3 separate regions of the Homo sapiens genome follow, and all the other regions are linked to region 3. A link is a contact called in ENCODE Hi-C or POLR2A ChIA-PET data. All regions are on one chromosome and are shown on one strand. Each heading gives the region's core, a stretch centred on a gene start or an enhancer-like site at or near the end of the contact. The rest is flanking DNA. Distances are from core to core; before and after follow the strand shown. Region 1 has its middle 180 kb from the start of TET2. Region 2 has its middle 220 kb from the start of TET2. Region 3 overlaps TET2-AS1 (TET2 antisense RNA 1).

What was found. Hi-C counts contacts between places; a loop is a spot of excess contacts on that map. ChIA-PET counts read pairs that join two places held with the same protein, here RNA polymerase II (POLR2A). Pooled maps may share reads with other maps.
Region 1: a loop to region 3 is called in a pooled map, with 17 times the contacts of the local background. The contact joins two enhancer-like sites. A Hi-C loop is called at or near these places in 21 of 37 single-sample maps with no recorded cell type and 15 of 50 pooled maps. POLR2A ChIA-PET finds 5 or more read pairs at or near these places in 1 of 52 experiments (GM12878).
Region 2: a loop to region 3 is called in a pooled map, with 6 times the contacts of the local background. The contact joins two enhancer-like sites. A Hi-C loop is called at or near these places in 3 of 37 single-sample maps with no recorded cell type and 10 of 50 pooled maps.

What each region holds. Positions count from the first base shown.
Region 1 is chr4:104,963,996-104,968,173 of GRCh38, forward strand. No RefSeq gene overlaps it. Among named protein-coding and RNA genes, the nearest start is that of TET2, 180 kb to the right of the region's middle. Within about 2 kb of position 2,821, at least 11 of the 41 ENCODE cell types and tissues checked have a DNase peak (open chromatin) inside an H3K27ac peak, as active enhancers do; they include GM12878, where a contact is called at or near this core.
Region 2 is chr4:104,929,529-104,933,845 of GRCh38, forward strand. No RefSeq gene overlaps it. Among named protein-coding and RNA genes, the nearest start is that of TET2, 220 kb to the right of the region's middle. RefSeq lists an enhancer at 1,121-1,460. Within about 2 kb of position 1,708, at least 5 of the 41 ENCODE cell types and tissues checked have a DNase peak (open chromatin) inside an H3K27ac peak, as active enhancers do.
Region 3 is chr4:105,303,726-105,308,395 of GRCh38, forward strand. All of the region lies in intron 2 of TET2-AS1 (TET2 antisense RNA 1), which reads right to left. Among named protein-coding and RNA genes, the nearest start is that of TET2-AS1, 47 kb to the right of the region's middle. RefSeq lists an enhancer at 2,693-2,972. Within about 2 kb of position 1,911, at least 2 of the 41 ENCODE cell types and tissues checked have a DNase peak (open chromatin) inside an H3K27ac peak, as active enhancers do; they include GM12878, where a contact is called at or near this core.

The sequences.
Region 1 (4,178 bases), core at 1,571-4,070, 340 kb before region 3:
AGGGAACCCACATTCCTTTCACACCCCAGACCCAGCAGGGCTTGTCCCCCATGCCTTGGTGGCAGTAGTTGGCACACCTAGCTCATACCCCACTTTGGCTGCAGGAGCACCCACCCAGCTTGTGACTAAGTTCTAGCAGCAGCTTGCACCCCACTTGCATCTCCATCTCAGATCCCAGCATCACTTGCTTGCTGAAATTGGCCACTGCAGCTCATGCCTCACTTGCTTCTTAGCCCTGGCTGACTGCAGGAGGGCTCTCAGCTTGCTCTCCTGTCCCAGCAGTAACAGCCCAAGTTTCCATAATTCCTCAGTCCTGGTACCACTGAGCCCCAGGAGAGCATGCAGTTTGCTAGGTTTGGAAATGGAGTCTTAAATGTAGCAGCTTGGGTCTCAGAAAGGGTATGGGACCCAGTGCGAGCTCCCTCCCTGAAGCAGTTCTGTCCCATCATCTTCCAGAAGCTCCGTATGTTAGTCCCAGGATTTGGGTGGGTCAAGGGGTTCTCCCATGGCCAGAACTGCACGATTCCATGGTGGGGATGTAGGCCACTGAAAATCTCTCACTCACCCATTCCCCAGGTTGTGAAGTCACTTCTGGCTCCCAGCCAATGCCAGCCAGGCAGGCTGCCACTTTTCCTTCCTCTTTCCTGCTTTTCATGTTTTCTGTCCTTTCCCTGTTGCATGCCAGCATTCTCTCTTGGATAGTATATTCAAATTATGACCGTCTATGCACTATTCTGGTTCTTCTAAGTAGAGGAGGCAGGCATGAAATCCTTCTAGTCAGCCATTTTAAACCTCCTCCCCTATTTTTAAACTTTGAGGAACCTCCATACTGTTTTCCATAATGGCTATACTAATTTACTTTCCCACCAACAATGTACAAAGTTTCCTTTCTCTCCATATCTTCACCAACAACTATCTTTTGTCTTTTTGGTAATAGCCACTCTAGCAGGTGTGAGGTGATATCTCATTGTGGTTTTAATTTGCATTTCCCTGATGATAAGTGATACTGAACATTTTTCATATACCTTTTGGCCATCTGTATGTCTTCTCTTGAGAAGTGTCTGTTTAGGTCCTCTACTTATTAATTAGGTTATTTGTTTTTAGGCAATTTTTTAATGCTTTTTGTGTTGAGTTTCTTACATATTCTGGATATTAATCCCTTATAAAATGTATTACTTGCAAATATTTTCTCCTATTTCACTGATTGTCTCTTCCCTCTGTTGTTTCCTTAGCTATGCAGAAGCTTTTTAGTTTGGTATAATCCCATTTGTCTATTATTGCTTTCCTTGCCTATGCTTTTGGGTCATATTAAAAAAATCATTACCCAGGCCAATGTCATAGAGTTTTCCCCTATGTTTTCTGCTAGTATTATTACATGTTCATATCTTACATCTAAATCTTTAATCCATTTTGAGTTGACTTTTGTATATGGTGAGAAAAGGGACCATTTTTATTCTGCACGTAGATACACAGTTTTGTCAACACTATCTATTGAAGAGACTGACCTTTTCCCACTGTGTTTTCTTGGCATCTTTGTCAAAAATCAAACGGCCATATATATGTGGATTTATTTCTGGGCTCTCTACTCTGTTCCATTGGTTTATGTGTCTGTTTTTATGCCAGTATCATGCTGTTTTGATTACTATACTATTTTGAAGGCAAGTAGTACAATGCCTCCAGCTTTGTTCTTTTTGCTGCCAAAGTGTTTTTCATTAAAAATTTTCCTCGCAAGTGGAAAACATGATATAGGAAGAGAAAACACTTCTACGGCCAGAATGTTAGACAATGTTACTTATTCTTGAAATTAATTCTTTTGAGCCATGTTCCTCAGAATGATGTGATCTTAACATGAACACAGGAATAGCCTCACGGTAAAGAAGTCTGCTATGAATGATTGTTTTAGAGCTCTTGAAACTTCCAGGTTCCTGGAGACAAGGGCTTATCATAAAATAGCTCATATCAAGGTTGAAAATATGAGAAATAATTAGTAGTAATATATTGTAATCTCGCAGTCTGTTTCTAACCTGTCAGATGCACAAGTAGAATGATCATTCAGAGTATCCTTTAGTTGAATGTTAATCTTCCCCTAAAAAAGAAAATAGAGTGACTATCTTTTCCCATCATACACACATGAGTATTGTATATAATCAAAGTGCTTTTCCACTCTCTGGAAAACACAGTACCCATGTAAAGTGTATCAACACTGGAAACAAAACAGTTGGACTTATAATATTGTGAGCTCTCTGAAACCAGAAGCATTCGGCAGGAGCTGGAGTTTCAAATGCTAAAACAGAAATATAAAATCTTCCTGAGACAGAAGGATAAACTTCCAGATTTCTTCAAATCTCAGCTTGAAATTTTTAATTGCTATGTTTAGATTTTCTGAAAACCATTCTGTGAATTATTATTGTTTGATAACTGAAGGTTGATGTCCTTGCTTAGGTACACAGCAGCCCACCTTTATTTTTTAACAAATCTCCTTTCTTTCTTCTAGTCCCAACTCCTCAAAACACTGACTACTACTTACTCAAACCAGGGGCTGATAAAACTAGTTAACTTTCCCCTCAATACCTAGCATGCTGTAAGCAACTGGATAAAACCTAATTACCTACCTCATAAGTGAAACTTTTAAATCTATTTGTGCACTTCCAGTGTATCAGGCAGTTCATCCACGGAAGGTTAAAGAAATACTGAGAAACACTAATAAAACTTAAGAAGAAAGCATTCTTTGCTTTCATTGAGCTGGGAGGAAACTAGAAGTCTTCTAGTCCCACCCCTCCATGCTAGTAATAAGGAAACTAAGTTGCACAACACCACCCAGCTTGTTAAAGGCAGAGCTGAAACAAGAACCTGACATCCAATCCGGAGTTCAGTTTTCACTAACATATGCACCTTGACTTCGCTTGAATTTCCTCCTTTTGATTGACAAAGAGTGAAAGTACTGGTGGCCTAATTTTATAAGAAACCACTGAAAATTCTTGAGAAAACTGGTTTACTGGTTCACAATTGACAGATTTAATTCAAGGGGGAGAAGAAAAGATGCTTTAAAGCACAGCAATTACTGGACTAACACACAGCTGGGCACATTCATGGGGACACACGAGTGCAGGAGATCACTGAGGGAGAAAGTACAGGAAAAAATTAATAAACAGCCTCTGCTTAACCATGGGAAAAGCCCATATTTACAGAGTGGGAGGAGGGTGAATAACATTAATTGCCACTCTGGGCTTCTTCCCCAAAGTACTCTAGGACTGGTTTTTCAAGAGTAAAGAAAGGGACTAGACAAGTTAAAACTGCCTGCGGCACATTTTCTTGTTATACAGATATAAACACACACGTGATTTGTGCCTTGGCCTCACACCCTGCTCACTGCAGACTAGTTCCTGGTCCCTGGTCTCCATTCAAAGAACACAGACCACGCAGGATGTCAGTGGAAGAGGAAACTTTGTACACTGTTGGTGGGAATGTAAATTAGTATAGCCATTATGGAAAACGGTTCCTCAAAGTTAAAAAGTACAAGTTTACCTAGGTAACAAACCTGCACATGTACCCCTGAACTTAAAATAAATGTTAAAAAAATAAATAAAAATAGGCCAGGTGAGGTTGCTCACACCTGTAATCCTAGCACTTTGGAAGGCCGAGGCAGGTGGATCACCTGAGGTCAGGAGTCTGAGACCAGCCTGGGCAACATGGCAAAAACCTCGTCTCTACTAAAGATATAAAAATTAGCTGGGCGTGGTGGCAGGTGCCTATAATCCCAGCTACTCAGGAGGCTGAGGTAGGAGAATCACTTGAACCTGGGGGGCAGAGGTTGCAGTGAGCCAAAATCCTGCCACTGCACTCCAGCCTGGGCAAAAGAGGGAAACTCCGTCTCAAAAAAAAAAAAAAAATTAAAAATTAAAAATATTTACCCATTTGCAAATTTTAAAAATCAAATATATATTTAAAAAGAGTTTAAACATTTTTTTCAGATTTTTTAAAAGTTTTATTCTGATTAATTCACACTGGATAGAAAACGAATAAACTTCCAAGAGAAGAGGCCCCCTTAAATTCATTTTTTCCATCAAGATGAATAAGTGTGCTTCTGTCCAATTGCCCTGAATAATATCTGATATTAATCTGAAATATTTTCTCAGCTGTGAATTTGGGTAGACATAATCCAATAAAATTATCATATG
Region 2 (4,317 bases), core at 458-2,957, 370 kb before region 3:
TTGTAAAAACCCTCCCTATGTAAGGCCTATTTGACAAGTATTTTTTCTAGTACATAAAACTAGAATATGATAAAAAATTTTTATAAACATAACTCAACCTAAAACTCTTGAAATATCTTATGGTTTATGACAACACACACATTCAATTACTGGAGACACATACTAAATACTACATATTTGTTGATAAAGCTGAAACTCCTAAACCTACCAAAAAGGCCTTCAAGACTGCCACCAATTCCATTTTCTTCCTCCACAGTGGAAGACTAAAAACTGCCAATCAATGACTAATCTCCCCTGTTTCTGCTATCAGAACTTGTCTGTATACAAGAGCAATGTGCTCATCTCTAGGAGGTGATGAACAACCATTCTAAGGTGATAATCACAATGTTCTTTCCCTTTGCCATATAGTCATTTTTTCACTCTCCTTTGCAACTAGGAGGGATATTTTCTAATAAAAGAGACCAATGGAGCTGGACTCTCCCCTTCCCTCTTTCTTCTTCTTCCTGCATGGATATGATGCCTGGTGTTGTGGTAGCCATATTAAAAACCGTGGGGCCTTCAGCCAAAGGGGAAAAAGCCAGCAAATGAAGGAAGGAGAATGCAAGGTAGAAAGAGCCTATATCCTTGACAGCATCATGAACAATGGGAGCAATGCCAGCAATTTTCTATATTCTTACTTCTTGCTCTGTAGGAAAAAATAATTCCTTATTTACTAAAGCCACTGTTGGATTGTGGCTGGCAAGATGTCTGAATAGGAACAGCTCCGGTCTGTAGCTCCCAGCGAGATCAACGCAGAAGGTGGGTGATTTCTGCATTTCCAACTGAGGTGCACAGCTCATCTCACTGGAACTGGTTAGACAGCGGGTGCAGCCCATGGAGAGTGAGCTGAAGCAGGGTGGGATGTCACCTCACACAGGAAGCACAAGGGGTCAGGGAACTCCCTCCTCTACCCAAGGAAAGCCCTGAGGGACTGTGCTGTAAGGAACAGTGCACCCTGGCCAAGATAATATGCTTTTCCCACGGTCTTCGCAACCTGCAGACCAGGAGATTCCCTCCGGTACCTACATCACCAGGGCCCTGGGTTTCAAGCACAAAACTGGGCAGTCATTTGGGCAGACATCGAGCTAGCTGCAGGAAATTTTTTCATACTCCAGTGGTGCCTGGAACACCAGCAAGACAGAAAAAGTTAGACCCCTGGAAAGGGGGCTGAAGTCAGGGAGCCAAGTGGTCTAGCTTAGAGGATCCCACCCCAAGGGAGCCCAGCAAGCTAAGATCCACTGGCTTGAAATTCTCACTGCCAGCAGAGCAGTCTGAAGTCAATCTGGCATGCTGGAGCTTGGTGGGAGGAGGGGCGTCTGCCATTACTGAGGCTTGAGTAGGTGGTTTTCCCCTCACAGTGTAAACAAAGCGGCCAGGAAGTTTGAACTGGGCGGAGCCCACCACAGCTTGGCTAAGCCACTGTAGCCAGACTGTCTCTCTAGATTCCTTTTCTCTGGGCAGGGCATCTCTGAAAGAAAGGTGGCAGCCCCAGTCAGGGGCTTATAGATCAAACTCCCATCTCCCTGGGACAGAGCACCTGGGGGAAGGGGTGGCTGTGGGCACAGGTTCAGCAGACTTAAATGTTCCTGCCTGCTGGCTCTGAAAAGAGCAGCAGATCTCCCAGCACAGCCCTTGAGATCTGCTAAGGGACAGACTGCCTCCTCAAGTGGGTCCCTGAACCCCGTGACTTCTGACAGGGAGAAACCTCCCAGCAGGGGTCAGCAGACACCTCATATAGGAAAGCTCCAGCTGGCATCTGGCAGGAGCCCCTCTAAGATGAAGCTTCCAGAGGAAGGAACAGCAGCAATCTTTGCTGTTCTGCAGCCTCTGCTGGTGATACCCAGGCACACAGGGTCTGGAGTGGACCTCCAGCAAACTGCAGCAGACCTGCAGCAGAGAGGCCTGTTAGAAAGAAAACTAACAAACACAAAGGAATAGGATCAATGTCAACAAAAAGGACGTCCACACAGGAACCCCATCTGAAGGTCACCAACATCAAAGACCAAAGGTAGATAAATCCAGGAAGATGAGGAAAAACCAGCACAAAAAAAGGCTGAAAATTCCAAAAACCAAAATGCCTCTTCTCCTCCAAAGGATCACAACTCCTTGCCAGCAAGGGAACAAAACTGGATGGAGAATGAGTTTGACCAATTGAAGGAAGTAGGCTTCAGGAGGTGGGTAATAACAAACTCTGCCGAGCTAAAGGAGCATGTTCTAACCCAATGCAAGGAAGCTAAGAACCTTGGAAAAAAGTTAGAGGAATTGCTAACTAGAATAACCAGTTTAAAGAGGAACATAAATGACCTGATGGAGCTGAAAAACACAGCACAAGAACTTTGTGAAGCATACACAAATATCAATAGCCAAATTGATCAAGCAGAAGAAAGGATTTCAGAGATTGAAGATCACCTTAATAAAATAAAGCATGAAGACAAGATTAGAGAATAAAGAATGAAAAGGAATGAACAAAGCCTCCAAGAAAATATGGACTATGTGAAAAGACCAAACCTATATTTGATTGGTGTACATGAAAGTGATGGGGAGAATGAAACCAAGTTGGAAAATACTCTTCAGGATATCATCCAGGAGAACTTCCCCAACCTAGCAAGGCAGGCCAACATTCAAATTCAGGAAATACAGAGAACACCACTAAGATATTACTCAATAAGAGCAACCCCAAGACACACAATCATCAGATTCACCAAGGTTGAAATGAAGGGAAAAATGTTAAGGGCAGCCAGAGAGAAAGGTCAGGTTACCCACAAAGGGAAGCCCATCAGACTAACAGTGGATCTCTCTGCAGAAACCCTACAAGCCAGAAGTAAGTAGGGGCCAATATTCAACACTCTTAAAGAAAAGAATTTTCAACCCAGAATTTCATATCCAGCCAAACTAAGCTTCATAAGTGAAGGAGAAATAAAATCCTTTACAGACAAGCAAATGCTGAGAGATTTTGTCACCACCAGGCCTGCCTTACAGGAGATCCTGAAGAAAGCACTAAACATGGAAAGGAGCAACCGGTACCAGCCACTGCAAAAACATAACAAATTGTAAAGACCATTGACATTGTGAAGAAACTGCAGCAACTAATGGGCAAAATAGCCAGCTAGCATCATAATGATAGGATCCAATTCACACATAACAATATTAACCTTAAATGTAAACGGGCTAAATGCCCCAAGACACAGACTGGCAAACTGGATAAAGAGTCAAGAACCATCAGTGTGTTGTATTCAGGAGACCCATCTCACATGCAAATAAAGGAATGGAGGAATATTTAGCAAGTAAATGGAAAGAAAAAAAAAGCAGGGGTTGCCATCCTAGTCTCTGATAAAACAGACTTTAAACCAACAAAGATAAAAAATGACAAAAAAGGAGCACCCAGACTCATATAATAAGATCTTAGAGACCTACAAAGAGACTTAGACTCCCACACAATAATAATGAGAAACTTTAACACCCCACTGTCAATATTAGACAAATCAATGAGACAAAAAAGTAACAAGGATATTCAGGACTTCAATTCAGCTCTAGACCAAATGGACCTAATAGACATCTACAGAACTCTCCACCCCAAATCAAAAGAATATACATTCTTCTCAGCACCACATCACACTTATTCTAAAATTGACCACATAATTGGAAGTAAAACACTCTTCAGCAAACGCAAAAGAATGGAAATCATAACAGTCTCTCAGACCACAGTGAAATCAAATTAGAACTCATGATTAAGAAACTCACTCAAACCACATGACTACATGGAAGCTGAACAACCTGTTTCTGAATGACTACTGAGTAAATAACAAAATTAAGGCTTAAATAATTGAGCTCTTTGAAACCAATGAGAACAAACATACAATGTACCAGAATCTCTGGGACAGAGCTAAAGCAGTGTTTAGTGGGAAATGTATAGCACTAAATGCCCACAGGAGAAAACAGAAAAGATCTAAAATTGGCACCCTAACATCACAATTAAAAGAACTAGAGAAGCAAGAGCAAGCAAACTAAAAAACTAGCAGAAGACAAGAAATAACTAAGATTAGAGCAGAACTGAAGGAGATAGAGACATAAAAAGCCCTTCAAAAAATCAATGAATACAGGAGCTGGTTTTTTCAAAAGATCAACAAAATAGACCAGTTGCCAGACTAGTAAAGAAGAAAGGAGAGAAGAATCAAATAGACACGATAAAAATGATAAAGGGGATATCACCACTGATCCCACAAAAATGCAAACTACCATCAGAGAATACTATAAAAACCTCCACGCAAATAGACTAGA
Region 3 (4,670 bases), core at 661-3,160:
CACTAGATCTGCCCAGCAAGAAATACTAGAGGGAGTCCTTTGCAATGAAGTAAAAAAAATTAGACAGTAACTCAAAGTTTTATGAATATATAAATATCTCTGGAGAAAGTAAACACATGGGCAAATATAAAAATCAATATTTTTATAAACTTGGTTTCTCATTCTACTTTTAATTTTCTACATGATTTAAAAGACAAATGCATAAAAATAGTTATAAATCTGTGGTTATAGGCATATAATGTATAAAGATGTAATCGGTGACATCAATAAAGTGAAGGAGAAGAAAGAACAGGATTTTTTGTAAGCAATTGAAGCTGAAGTGGTATAAATTCAAAAAAGATTGTTAAAACTTTAGAATATTATATGTAGTCCCTATGGTGACCATAAAGAATATACAAAATGTACACAAAAGGAAATGAGAAGGGAATCAAAACTTGTCATGATAAGAAATCAACTAAGGCAGTAATGGAGAAAAAGAGGAAGAAAAAGCTAGAATGTATACAGCAACCAAATAAAATAGCAAAAGTAAGTCCTCACCAATGAATAACTACATTAAGTGTAAATGGATTAAATTTTCCAATCAAAGGACATAGATTGGCAAAACTGATTAAGGAAAGCAGGATACAATTTTATGAGATTCATTTTAGAGCTAAGAATACACACAGATTGAGTGTGAAATAATGAGAAAAGGTAATCCATGCAAACAGCAACCAAAAGAGAGCAAGGATGACCATATTTATATTAGACAAAGTCAACTTTTTTCTGGTGTACATAGAACATTCTTCAGAATAGAAATGTTAAGCAACTGAAGCTTAACAAAAAAGTCTTAATAAATGTTAAACATTTATTAACAAAAAAGTCTTAACAAATGTTAAAAGGTTGATATCATACAAAGTATCCCTTACAATTATAATGGAATGAAACTAGAAATGAGTAGCAGAAGGAAAACTGGAAAATTCACACACATTGAAATTAAACAATATACTCAAACAGCCAATGGGTTAAAGAAGAAACTATAGAGAAACTGGAAAATATTTTGAGAGAAATGAAAACACAACCCCCCGACACTTATGGCATGTACAGAAATCAGACCCAAGAGAAAAATGTATAGCTGTAAATGCTTACATTAAAAAGAAGGATGTCAAATTAACAATGTACTTTACACTTTTAGGAACTAAAAAAAGAAAAAACTAAACCCACAGCCAGAAGAAGGAAGGAAAGATTACAACAAAGATACAATACAGGATACAAAAAAAAAAAAACAAAAAAATTAAACCAAAAGTAAGCTCTTAGAAAAGATCAACAAAATGTTTAGCTAGAATGACTAAGAAAAAAAGCTCAAGTAACTAAAATCAGAAATGAAAGAGGATATTACTACCAATTTTACAGAAATAGAAAACGATTACATCAGTGATTGTCAGAGTTAGAGGTGAGGAAACAAATAGGGCACAGAAGATTTTTAGGGCAGTGAAACTACTTGGTATGACACTGTAATGGTGGATACAGGTATATATTTGTTTAAATCCATAGAATGTACAAATCGAGCAAACCCATGTGTAAACTGTGGGCTCTGCATAATTATGTGTCAATGTAGGTTCAGCCAAGCAAAAGTGTCCTTTTCATGATAAAGATTCAAAATGATGCCCCTCAATGCTAACTCAATTAAGCATCTACAACAGGCCAGGCTTTGTGGTAGAACTACAAACAGCGTTGGAAATAACGGTAAGTTTCAGCCCCTACAGACTTCAAGTATAGCTGCAGGTTGAGAAAATCATATTCAATAAGTGCTCAGTTGCTTATGGTTTGCGATGGCAGTGATGGTCAGTCCAAGTATTTTCAGGTCAAGGCACACAACTTTCCAAAGATTATGCTTTCATCTGCCATACAGGCTGTGATATTACTCACATATTTGCAGCTTAGGAAGTTCCCAAGAGGGCTTGAAGCAAGAGGCTTGCTATGGATATTACTAATCACTAACATTTAAGAGTACTGTGGGCTAAATATTGATTTCAGCATTTTACATGTATTTATTCTTTTAATCCTTATAACCACAATTTAAGGGAAGTACAATTTTTATCTCCATTTCATGCTTGAGAAAACTGAGACACAGAATATCAATAATTTTCTTAAAACAGAGCTAATAAGTGGCTCCAGAGCCTGGTAGAAAGCAAGGCAGATATGAGGAGTTCTATTCTATCAGGGCAATAGGATGTTGGGCTGCCCAGTCAGAACAGTGAAAAGCCCAGTAGGCCAGCCTTTCCCCCAGCTGTCCAATTTTTTAATAGAGCTCCTGGTGGCAACATGTAGATTAGCCTTATTTAGACCTGTCAGCAAAGTCCTGGGGATCATGTCTGGGCCCCGTTAATAAATGGCTAAGATACACTGCCTACCATTTCTCTGTTCCACAGAAAGGGGTCTGGGTCAGTGAGAAAGAGAGTGGGAAGGAAAAGTCAAAAACATCCTCAGTTCCAATGACACAGCTTAGGATGGTGAGTATATGTCACATACACATTAAAACCCCCCTAATTAGGTTGTCCACTTCTGACTCGGAAAAGCCTCAGTGGAAAACATTATGCCATGATGCTACAATACCTGGGATTCTGCTCTGTTCAGCACTTCCAACCTTGAAGGACAAAAGCAAAACAGTGTGGGTGTAGGTGGGTGTGTGTCTGGCTGCAAGCACATGCCAGCCACTGCTGTCACACAGCCTTGCCTATGCCTTGGTATATTAAAGAGTGGTGAGTCACTCACACTTATGATAACCATTCATAACTAGAATTTTAGAAGAGGGGAAAACCCCAGGGCTGTACAGAATGACACGTGACACTCTCCAATGGAAGGACAGAAAGAGCAGAAGCCTCTTGCTAAATCTAACCATGAGCTCTTTCAGAGAAAAGAGGGCCGTTCAGCTTTTCTGCGTCACTATTAATGTGAGCCAGCTGGAAACAGAAAGAATGACTCAAGAGAGTACTACCTATCCTGGAAATGGGGTCAAAGCAGGTATGGTGGGGGAACTGGTTGTGGGCGAGACTGAAGGAGGAAGAAAGATGAGATGTGTGTTTCCTCAAAGTTGATGCTCCTCTCAGTTATTTACTCTTCTCAAGGGTGTCATCAGTATTCTCGGAAGGTCTCAAAAGTGGCAGGGTTCCACCTACCTCAGGTTTTTTTTGCATATTTAATCTTTTATATTTAATATTTAAAAACAATTTTTACATCTTTCACCGCAGGAATTTCCAGTTTGTAAATTGGAAAGCGCTGGAAAGCTGGACCCACTCAGTAACAAGACAACTCCAATCAAAGCAGGTGTTTGCAGGCATCAAGGTCAAGCTGGGCTGGGACAGCCAAGGGCAGCCCAGAGGTCCTTCTCATAGCACTACCTTCTCATAGTACTACCCTGTCTTGAGCAAAGACCCTTGTGGGACCATCAGCAGGATTTGGATGACTAACAGAGGGCAAATTTCATGCTGCTTTGAGCCTAATGCCTCTTTGTTTTTACTGCATTTTTTTTTAATTTTTTTTTTTTTATTATACTTTAAGTTTTAGGGTACATGTGCACATTGTGCAGGTTAGTTACATATGTATACATGTGCCATGCTGGTGCGCTGCACCCACTAACGTGTCATCTAGCATTAGGTATATCTCCCAGTGCTATCCCTCCCCCCTCCCCCGACCCCACCACAGTCCCCAGAGTGTGATATTCCCCTTCCTGTGTCCATGTGATCTCATTGTTCAATTCCTACCTATGCGTGAGAATATGCGGTGTTTGGTTTTTTGTTCTTGCGATAGTTTACTTAGAATGATGGTTTCCAATTTCATCCATGTCCCTACAAAGGACATGAACTCATCATTTTTTATGGCTGCATAGTATTCCATGGTGTATATGTGCCACATTTTCTTAATCCAGTCTATCATTGTTGGACATTTGGGTTGGTTCCAAGTCTTTGCTATTGTGAATAATGCCGCAATAAACATACGTGTGCATGTGTCTTTATAGCAGCATGATTTATAGTCCTTTGGGTATATACCCAGTAATGGGATGGCTGGGTCAAATGGTATTTCTAGTTCTAGATCCCTGAGGAATCGCCACACTGACTTCCACAATGGTTGAACTAGTTGACAGTCCCACCAACAGTGTAAAAGTGTTCCTATTTCTCCACATCCTCTCCAGCACCTGTTGTTTCCTGACTTTTTAATGATTGCCATTCTAACTGGTGTGAGATGATATCTCATAGTGGTTTCGATTTGCATTTCTCTGATGGCCAGTGATGATGAGCATTTTTTCATGTGTTTTTTGGCTGCATAAATGTCTTCTTTTGAGAAGTGTCTGTTCATGTCCTTTGCCCACTTTTTGATGGGGTTGTTTGTTTTTTTCTTGTAAATTTGTTTGAGTTCATTGTAGATTCTGGATATTAGCCCTTTGTCAGATGAGTAGGTTGCGAAAATTTTCTCCCATGTTGTAGGTTGCCTGTTCACTCTGATGGTAGTTTCTTTTGCTGTGCAGAAGCTCTTTAGTTTAATTAGATCCCATTTGTCAATTTTGGCTTTTGTTGCCATTGCTTTTGGTGTTTTGGACATGAAGTCCTTGCCCACGCCTATGTCCTGAATGGTAATGCCTAGGTTTTCTTCTAGGGTTTTTATGGTTTTAGGTCTAACGTTTAAATCTTTAATCC